2 separate regions of the Homo sapiens genome follow, and region 2 is linked to region 1. Evidence: chromatin loops called from intact Hi-C (ENCODE). Cell type or tissue: A673. All regions are shown on one strand. Links, peaks and the distances in the headings refer to the core of each region. The heading gives the core; the rest is flanking DNA.

The links. A loop is a pair of places that touch in the nucleus more often than their neighbours do. Peaks named below come from ENCODE experiments on the same cell type or tissue, not always from the same donor. Only the 100,000 strongest peaks of a DNase experiment are listed, where the experiment ranks them.
Region 2: a loop joins it to region 1, with 2.5 times the contacts of the local background. A loop is called at or near these places in 1 of 110 quality-filtered maps.

The regions. Positions count from the first base shown.
Region 1 is chr13:78,787,927-78,793,830 of GRCh38, reverse strand. It overlaps LINC00331 (long intergenic non-protein coding RNA 331), which reads left to right. Exons shown (of 5, transcript NR_046869.2): 3 at 1,529-1,670; 4 at 4,247-4,314. Among named protein-coding and RNA genes, the nearest start is that of LINC00331, 49 kb to the left of the region's middle. In A673, for the core only: no CTCF peak of the experiment used is centred there; a DNase peak (open chromatin) is centred at 2,870; H3K27ac peaks cover 4,000 bases; H3K27me3 peaks cover 411 bases.
Region 2 is chr13:78,607,953-78,612,780 of GRCh38, reverse strand. All of the region lies in intron 5 of OBI1-AS1 (OBI1 antisense RNA 1), which reads right to left. Among named protein-coding and RNA genes, the nearest start is that of POU4F1, 6.8 kb to the right of the region's middle. RefSeq lists an enhancer at 4,440-4,828. In A673, for the core only: no CTCF peak of the experiment used is centred there; DNase peaks (open chromatin) are centred at 2,220 and 3,000; H3K4me3 peaks cover 1,667 bases; H3K27ac peaks cover 1,976 bases; H3K27me3 peaks cover 811 bases.

The sequences.
Region 1 (5,904 bases), core at 990-4,989:
TCCATATAATGAATTTTATCAGCAATAAAAAAGGAAAGTACTGACAGATATTACAGCTGGATAACCCTCAAAAACATTATACTAACTGAAACACACACACAGAAGAACACATATTGTATAATTCCTTATATAAAGTGTCCAAAAAAGCAAATAATAAGAGAAACTAAGTAGATTAGTGGTTGCCTAGGACTGGGAGGAAAAAACAGGAAATAACTGTAATTAGGTACAAAATGTCTTTTTTAGAGAAATGTAAATACTCCAAAATTATATTATGATAGTTATACAACTCTGAAAGTATACTAAAGTCTACTAAATTGGACAATTGAAATGGATGAAGTTATGGTATATAGATCATGTCTGAATAAAGCAGCTTAGAAAATACCTCCTTCAAGATAAATGAAACAGCAAGACATAAACCGGGAGGAAAGAGTTGTGATATATATGTCTGACAGGACTTGTACTGCACCATCCCAAAAGTGAATGAAATCTAAATCTTTGAATTTAAAAAGAGTAAGATAAAAGAAGCAAGATGACATTCCCAAGAGAACATTTCTTGGTGGGCATCATTCATATGACACAACAGATATTAAGTAGAGATTATAATATTTAAATTAAATGACATGTAGCAAGCTAGAAAGTTTTGATAAGAATCCTTTCTTACAGTGAATATACTTGCAGAACAATCTTTACTCCAAATCAGCTAGTTCCTAGTAACAGTGTCCCAAAAGCAACAACAACAACAAAGTGTGGCTGAAGTTTGAATAGCAAAACATTGTGTCAAAAGATTGAGTAAGGAAAAAAAATAGCATAACTTAGTGTGGTTAGAGAAGAAGGTCTTTAAAGAGAAGCGATAGCCTGGCAATTTCTTTGCAAATGCAGAGCATGAAAGATAAGGGGAACATGATAAGCTGCTGTAGGTAGATAATAGCAAAAGGAAAGAAGGTTCACTGCCCTATTCAAAAGCCCCCAGTGGGCCTCGGTTGATGGTGAGGCATTCAAGGGCTTCCTTAATATGGCCATCATTCCAGTTTTCACCATCCTGTAGGACTGCCACCCCACCCTCTGGATGCTCTGTACCCCTGTTCTCCATACCTTATATATTTTCTCCACCTCAACCAAACACCCTTATTTTCCAGTGTGTAACGTCCTCTCCCAATCATCACCTGTTGATATCCTAGTCAATTTTCAAAGCTCCCTTCTTCTATGAAGCTTTCCTTCGATCTCCTTACTGGAAATAAGTCTCTGTTCTCTCCTCCTACAGCACTTCATCTTTTTCTCTTAGCATTTATCCCATCTCAGTGTTACAGCTCTCCGTATAACTGTCTTCTCTTCCTTCAGTATTATAAACTCCTTCAGGTAAGCAGCTCTGCTTACTCATCTCGTACTCCTGCCTAGTAAGAGCCCAGAAAACCTTCAGCTCTCAATACATTCTGAATAAAATTTCCAACGGAAAGAGTAAAGAAGATTCCATCTTGAAGTAAGCAATCAAATCTACCAAATCTCATCTCATATCAATTTCTAATAACAGTGCCCAAAGGAACCAAGTGAAATTACCAAATTAGAAGTGATAAGAGGTTGACTCTCTCCAGAAATTTATTGTAATTAGAAAGAGGTAATGGTGTCTAAATAAGATGAAAGAAGATATTTTAAAGATGATAATAACAAAAACTGTAAGTATTACTTTAAAAGGTATTGTAGAAATTGTTTTAAAGATTTAAATTCTAACTTTTTAAGGCATTATCTATGTAAACAAATTGAAGTAAATAAATCTTGGGTGGGGGAGCAGTGATTAGAAAGAATAGGAAGCAACCTAAAACAAGATAATAATTCTATATAAATTGTTAATTCCATAACAGCATTTAGTAGTAAAGACATAGGAAAGACTTCTAATAATGAAAAGGAAACAAAATATAAGAACATATTCATGATAATAACAGAAAATTATTCAGGAGTACACATTTATTCAATCTGTCAATCAAGCAAACAACCGAAATATTTTTAGTATACTCTATGCCAGAAATGGTGCTGGGTGTAGAAGAAACAAAACACTCTTCATAAATAGCTATGGATATATTAAAATGTCAGCAAAATAAAAGTTATATGTGTTTTAGGTTCTAATGAACACAGTAGAGCACACGTTCAATTCTACCCTTGAAATGACCAAATTTCACGGTAGAAATTACTAGAGTGGTTCAGGAAAGGCTTTACAGAGGAAGGACCCCTTGAGCTGAGACTGGAACATCTTGAAGGGTAAGTAGACTGTCATTGGTAGGGGTATGAAGAAGGAGAAAAGCTAAAGGCTTCATTTTAGAAGGAAGATTAAGAGCAAAAGCACAAAGCTGAGGAATCATCTATGTGTGCTGGGAGCTACAAACAGATCAATATGTCTGAAATCCAGGATGCAAGGAAACATACAGGAAGAAGGTCTTAGAGTGGTTTGCTAAGCTGAAAAGTTTAGAGTTTGTTAATGTGGACTACTTGAAGAGTTTTAAGCTGGCCATATACAGGCAGATTTGCATTTTAGAGTAACACTTTGGTGGGAAGGAGGAAGAAGAAGTGGAGGGAAGCAAGACTAGAGAAAGATGTCATTAGAAAACTCTAACAGTACTCTAGTCCAGTGATGACAGAGGCCTGGTATGTGGTAGTGAGGATGAAGAGAGGTGACAGATTGGAGATATATTTAGAAAGCTGATTCAACAGGACACGGTGATTAATGGCAAACGGAGAGGAAAAGACAATGAGGAGTCCAGGTTTTTGGCTTAGGCAATTGGGGCATGTCATCTTGTACAGTAGGAAAAATGGAAGGAGGAGTGGTTAATGGGAAGACGATGAATTCTATTTCAGACATCCTAGGTTTGAGGAAACTGTGAGGACATCTAAGTGGCAATTTCCAAAAGGCAGCTGAATTAATGTGTCTGGAGATAAGAAAAAGGTAGGGCTGGAATTAGACATTTAAGAATCGTCTCATATATTGGTTAATTTAGTCCATCAGAGTGAGTGGGATTTCCAAGGTTAATGTATAGAGTCTGAAGAGAACTGAAAATTCTCTTCAGAGGAGGGAAGGAAGGAAGGAAGGAAGGAAGGAAGGAAGGAAGGAAGGAAGGAAGGAAGGAAGGAAGGATCAAACTTCAGACAGCAACCAACACAACATGAAAGAGATGGCTACTTCAAAGGAAATGCTTTTGCAAGTTCATGCCTGCTGTATAATTTTACTCATGCTATTTCCCATCAGTATTTTATCCCTCCTAAATCTAAGTCTAGTAGAACCCTTCCCAATCCTTCCTTATCAACAGTTTAACCAATGCTGCCATGAAAAATCCTCTTCTTGGGAGTCTTATTCTATAGGAACAGGTTATGGACAACTTTATCTTTCCCTAAGATGAGAAAAATTCTTTAGAAAATCCCCTGGTGCATGAAAGAAAAAGTGCAAACTCTTTTATCCTCACTACAAAAATTAAGAGCATGCCTATGTCTTCTTTATTCTATGTCACAATTTTTTAAGTACTTCACCGTTTAATTAATTCATTAAAAAGCATTCATTAAGAGTCTGCCTTTTGCAATTAACATGCTGATCTGTCTGTATATTGCACTACAGATTTAAGCAGATGGGAAGCCCTAGAATTATATGATTGATAATTTAGGGCTTAGAGGTAAAGCATCATAGAAAAATCCTTAGATCAGTCCTTCTGAACCACAGTGGTTGTTGGAGTACATTAAAAATATCAAGAATGCCACAATCAAATAATCAGATCAGCAGGCAGATAGAAATGTAGGGTTTATCTGTGAGGTAACTATGATTGATCAGGTGAAAGTAAAGAGAATTTAAGATTGATGCATATACAGGGTTTGTTATACCATTCTTTTACTTTTGTTTGCTTGAAATTTTCTGAAGAAAAACCAAAAGACAGAAAGAATCCCAGATAGAGAACACAAAAGATAAAAATCAATTTGCCTATTAAATCTAGTCAAAGAAAGAGAGGCAGGATGGTTGAAGGAGACAAAATATAGAGTTGAGAATGTCAGCTCTGAAAAAACTCATGCATATGAATTGTAGCCCCACAATTTTTCCACTGTTAAATGCTCTTAGAGGATTTGCTTAACCTCTCTGTGCCTCAGTTTTCTTATCGGAAAAAAATAGTGATAATATCCATCTCTTTGAGGTGAGAATTATATGAGATAAATTTAGCATAGTGTCTGGCACATAAAAAACCACCATTAAATATTAGCTATTTATTATCCCTAACAGACTAGAATGAGGTGAAGCCAGAAAGGAAGAGTCATAATCAAAGAAGAGAGTGATCAAGAATCCAAAATGTATGTTTCATGTTCCACTTGCCATTCAATCCATCCACTAACTTATTTCATCTTTATTATCTATAGTTTGAACTTTAGTTTTGATATGTTATTCCCCCGTTTGATGTTAGATCTCAGATTAACCCCATTGGACCTGATACAGCTATTAATAGTTGCTCAGAGGATCTCGACATAGTGTATATATTTAAACTTAGCAAGCATTCTAAGAGAATCCCTGGGTGACTTTAGTATGCTGCAGCCTTGTGCAAAGGCAGCTGGGAGCATGTTGATCAGTAGGGAAGGGCCCCAAAAACAACTGTGTAGGGATGCTGGGAGGGTTGGGTGAGACTACCTAAAATAACTGTACCCTTTAGAAGACAGGGAACATTCTTCTGTAGTTAGTTGTTTCATTCCCAGAATCTAGCACAGAGTCTGTCACTCAGTCGACACCCAATAATAATTGACTGAATAAACAAATGAATGAATAAACAAACTTGTACTGAGATCCTACGATAAAGAGGTAGGAAACTGTTTCCCAGTATTTTCATTCTGAATGAACTTGAAATTTTAGCTAGAATGAATTTGCTGCTGATCAGTTCAACTAAAGTCCATGAACTCAAAGTTAGCTGAGCCCCTGACTTGCTTGATTTGGATCTAAACTCACAAAATGGAGCTTTTCAAGAACCAACAAGGATGACTGACAGATGGCAAGAATCTGTGGAGGAGACATAGGCCCTCCCCAAAGACACTGTGACAGCCACACTGGTAGAAACTGCAGCCCCCTGTCTTCAGGATGACCAGAGCTGCTCAACCTTTTAGCTTGTGTTTACTACAATTTTCATGCTTCAAACTTCTTCATCCCTTCATCAGGAGGGCAATTTCTCTATTTCGTTTCAAGCATCTGTTCTCCATAATGAGCTTTATTTATTCATTTAGAGATGGGGTGTCTCACTCTGTCACCCAGGCTGGAGTGCAATAGCACAATCATAGCTCACAGCAGCTTCAAATTCCTAGGCTCATGTGATCCTCCTGCCTTAGCCTCCTGAGTAGCTGGGACTACAGGTGCATGCCATGCACCACCATGTTTGGCTAATTTTTTTTTTCACTTTCTCAATTTTTGTAGAGACAGGGGTGTCCCTTTGTTGCCCAGGCTGTTCTCAAACTCCTGGCCTCAAGCAATCTTTTCACCTTGGCCTCTCAAAATGCTGGGGTTACAGGTGTGAGCCACTGCCTCTGACCAGAAACTATTTTTAAAACACCAAATTTCATTCACTTTATCTAAACCTGCAATGGCATGACATGCAGTTTTTATTTTAGTCCCTGACTTTTTCTAATCTTAACTTGATTCCCATAATTTTATATTTTTGAGGCTCCCTCTCAGAATATTCTTCTTATTTACTTGAGCGTTTTAATTTCTTTTTCCTTTTTTTTTCCTTCCTACTGTTTTGTTTTTGAATTGTTCCTTGGCCAACAATATTTTTGGTGTAACTATGTGTTAGGGAATGTAAAAAAAATGTTTTTCAAATTATCTTAGTTTATATTTCATCCCCTCATGGTAGACATGATTATTCCCATTTTGCAAATGAGAAAAAGGGACCTAAACATTAAATA
Region 2 (4,828 bases), core at 1-4,000, 180 kb after region 1:
CCACAGGTTAAATTTAGGGGTGGTATGATCTAAATCTGTGTTCCTCCAAATTCACATGTTGTAACACCCAAGGTAATAGTACTAAGAGGTGGGGCCTTTGGTAGGTGATTAGGTCATGAGGGCTTTGCTTTCTCTGAATGGGATTAGTGCCCTTATAAAAAAGGCCTGGGTGCCAGGCACAGTGACTCAACGCCTGAAATCCCAGCATTTTGGGATGCCGTGGCAGGCGGATCACGAGGTCAGGAGATCGAGACCGTCCTGGCTAACACAGTGAAATGCCATCTCTACTAAAAATACAAAAAATTAGCTGGGCGTGGTGGCGGACGCCTGTAATCTCAGCTACTTGGGAGGCTGAGGCAGGAGAATGGCTCCAACCCAGGAGGCGGAGGTTGCAGTGAGCCGAGATCGCACCACTGCACTCCAGCCTGGGTGACAGAGCAAGGTTGCAAAAAAAAAAAAAAAAAAAAATGCCTGGGGTAGTTTCCTTGCTTCTTCCGCCATGTGAGGAGGACACAGCTAGAAGGTAGCATCTTTGAAGCAGATACTGAGACCTCACCAGAATCTGCTGGTGCCTTGATCTTGGACCTCCCAGAACAATGAGAAATAAAATTGTATTGTTTAAAAATTAGTCCAAAACATTTCATCATGGCAGTACAGATGGATGAAGACAAGGGGTAAGCCTCATTGTACTTCTATCTGTAATCAAGGATGTGTCTTTTTAGTCCAAATACACACTGACACTGTGACATGGATATCTGGAGTGTGTAACCTGATTTACTAATGACTAACCTAGGTGAAAGCATCTATGTTGGACTAAGGTATTTTCCCACTGCTTATATTCAGAAACATCCCTCCATTCTCCCTAAAACAGTATTCCATGTATTAAATGTGTGCCATTTATTTAAAGGGTCTAATCTGTGTAGGATTTTATTTTAATCACACATTCTCATTTGTACTCTTTACCACTTTACCATAATGTGATGTCATGGTAAATATGGTGGTTTCATAGATTTTTAAATGTATCTATTATGTACACACACTCCAGGCAAAAACAAACAAAAAACAACCCTATCTTATACTAAAACTAAGTATCTTGCTAAGTTAACCTCTATTTCATCTAATTCCTTATTTCATCTAATCCCTTCTTAAAACTTTGTGAACCAAGTACTGTCGTCCCCAGTTTACAGAAAAACAAATCGAGAAAGAGTAATAACACAGCTGGAATAGATATGAACCATATCTTGGAGCTGGGTCTGTGGCTCTAGAGCTTCTGCTCTTCTCCCTTGTGTAATAAAGAATTCATATTTATAGACTAAAGGACAAAGGGCTTTGAAACTTTCCAAGAATTATTTTTAAAGTATTTTGGAAGTATTAACATGTTTATTTTTTATTTTTACATTTGAGACAGGGTCTCGCTCTTAAGCTGGAGTGTAGTGGTGCGAACACAGCTCATTTCAGCCTTGACCTCTTGGGCTTAGCATGTTTCTTTTACAGTAGCATTTAGTTCCTGAGTCTGACTACTAAACAGAAGCTCAACGGTGGGAGTTGTGTGTGTGCCACTTAATAGATTCACACTGACTCTGACATTTAGATTAAGTTAACCTTCCTGTCTTGGTTAATTTCACTAAGGCTATGATAGAAAAAGATGTACTCATGATAAGGAAGCAGACAGTTCATGTTTTTAGAAAAATATCTTTTGACTGCTTAAAATGCTTTGGCTATGGGAATGTGACAGGATGCTAGCAGTTTTGTTTGTTTTTTGGTCATGACTTAGTATTCATCTTTTATTTTTAAAATCATTCCATCCAAAAATGCCAAGTCTTTTTCCTGTTTTATGGAGTTAGCTGACACACAAAAAAAGAACATGGTACAGTAGTTTACAGTCCTTTAATTTCAAGTCGGCTTTGTTTCCCAATCATCTCTTGGCCATCTACATTGGTTTGAAAAGACTACTGAAAAAGACAACTTGGTCTTGAGTCTATGATGTTTCAGGAACTTCTTGTTTCTACTTGAATGGTTTTCAATGATTCAAAGTGAAATACATACACTAGATTTCTCCCCCTTTTGTGCCTTTGGATGGTATTTGTAGAGAGAATCAAACTGAGATTAACTGTTTATGGGATGTACTTTATTAGATTAGAAGGGTTTCCCAGAGCCTCATAAGAAGTTCTTTCATTCCCATTTGTGGGAGTCCTACAACACAGCTTTGGCCTATCACGATGTAACCTGATCCTTTTAATAATACTTGGCAGAGAAAACCTTTTAAGCAATGATCTGAGTGCACAGTGAACATTTATTGCCTAATTCTCGGAACCCCAGTCAGCTAGGAAGCATCTGTGAAGATGCAGATTTCTTTACAGAACCCACCTGGAGTGCAAGTTAGGGCGATCTTCAGTTTTATATGACTGAGACAGTCTAGAATGCCTTGAGTTGCAGCTCCACTTCAGAAACAAGGCAGATTCTTAGGCCTGCTATGTCTTTTTCTTGTCATTATCCTAGATTCTAAGTGTTGTGTCTTAATAAGGAGCAGACCTTCTCTAATAAATGTTAGCTTATTGGTGTGTAGAAGTGTGGGCCTTATGTGACGTTTGTAATTTGGGGATATAAAGATCCTTTTCCCAAGAGATATGGCTTGGCCCTTTACTGAGACTTACTGGGAGGTGGGAGGATGCAATTCTAATGCATTTTGATACTTACATTATTTGTGAGTAGAAAAATGCCCCTGTTGGGGATAGCGTGGAGCAGTGAGAAAGTCTGGCGTCTTCACAGACCTGTTACTCGTACTGGGTCTTGAAGGGTGAATAAGAGTTCTGCGCAGAAGAGGACACCTCTCCTGTGTGTCGGGCTGTGCTGAAGGATACGCCTATTTAGCCTGTGTCTCAGAAGAGGTGCTGAAGAAACCATTCCTTAACATCAGGGCTCCTATTTGAAAAAAGTTTTCCCGGATTGCTCCAGCCTGGGTTTACACGTTTGGCTTTGCTCCGCCTCCTCTCGGAGTCCCCAGAGGCTCTTGGGCTTGCCCCAACCTCCTGAGCCGGCGGCCTGATGGCGAGACAGTGGCTCCCTGGGCGCTGGAACGTTTAGGCGGTGGCGAGCTGGCCCATCATCTGTCCATTAAGACGAGACTTGACCTTTTGAGGGCAGGAAGGGGCGACCTCGCCTAACCCACCGGGTCATCTTTGTGTTCGGGTTGGGGAGATGGGGTCCGGCCCGCCAGCCTCGGCTCTGAGCCCTCTTCTGTCCCTGGGATTACAGCGAACTCGGCCTTCTCGGATTCCCGCCGCCGGTGCCCGCTCTTCCCTTCCCCTCTAGCCCCCACCGGACCCCCACTCCCCAGTCTCGGGAAGACAGACGCGCCCTAGCCCTTCCAGCCCGATTTTCCCACTTTCTCGGGGGCGCTCCGGGCTGGTCCCGCCCAAGCTCCACCCGAACGGCCCGCCCTGCGGTTTCCTTTCATTTTATTATTACTCGTGAAACCTGGCGATTAAGACGCGAAACCAACAAAGAGTTTTCTTTCCACCTTAACCTTGCACACAATCCTTTAACAAATTAATTAATCCTAATGAATTAACACTTCATTTATTTAAACGCGCTACAGTTCATGAATTAAATTTTCATGCAGTGATTAAAGGCTGTTAAAATATGCATGATTTCGTTAAAATTTTATAATAAATCAGGGCAATGTGTTACATGACAAGGCAACTATTTCCCAGTCCCTCGCAAGGGGCTTTGATTTGTGCGGGCGGCGGGAAGGAGGGGCGGCTGGCGGCGGCGCCGGCGAGCGTTGGAGCCGGGTGACAGGACCCAGCTCCGCACTCTCGGGTTTGGACTCGCGTCCTTGCGGTTTTCTCCACAGCTTCCAGACCCTTTTGGGGATCTTGCTCCTGGAGGCAGAGCGGAGCCTGCGGAGAGCGACAGGCACCCGCTTCCAGGTCCTCGGAGCCGCGCTTGTGGGGGCTGGGGGTCCCCTGCTGCCCATTGACTACCTCCACCCCGAGCGTCCGTGCGTTCTGGTGGCAGCAGACGGCAGGCGGCTATCCGCGGAGCAGGAAGGCGACAGAACTTCCTATGTCCTTGCGTGGGGTCATGGGCAGGCGTGTCTGTTGTGGAGTTTCGTTTGTTTGTTGTTGTTCTAACCCAGGACCTGGAAGCCCCTTCTCTGATCAGCGCCTTCTTCCAGCTTTGAATGCGGCAGGGCCCAGGCGGGGCGGGGACGTCTCTGCTCCTCCTGGGACCTAAATCACAGGAGTCCTTGGCCACGTTCAGCCATAAGACATTATTCACTTGGGCTGCGAAACTCCTGGCAACTATTAGGCAGGGGAGGCCCAGCCCCTGTTGGGACAGAGACGTAGTAGTCATGTGTCACCCGTAGGGCTTTCACAAGGTAGGTGGGTTTCATGTCCACGGAGAGATCAGGGTGGAGATATGTACATAGGTCTATATCTATAGATATAACGCCAAGAGTGACAATAGTCAGCAGTGAACTTTCCTGGGACGCATCATCTGGGTCTCTAGGTCATCAACGACATCTCAAGGTGGTCTGGTTAACGTCCAGGAAAATGTCCCCAAGGGAAGTTGCATTTAAATTAAACGACCAGACGAAAGAAAACTATATTTCCCACCAGTTTCCTTGAGAACCTCCTCTGCCGGTCCCAGCTGGAGCCCAGTCTGAATGCCTTAGAAGCAGAGATGACGACGGGCCCCAGTACCGCCAACCACTCCGGGCCTTAGGGACCAGAGGAGGAGAGAGGCCGAGGGAGCTCCGCAGTGCCAAGCAGAAAGGGAGGACGACGGTCTCCGGGAAATCTCCGAGCCTAAGCGACCCGGA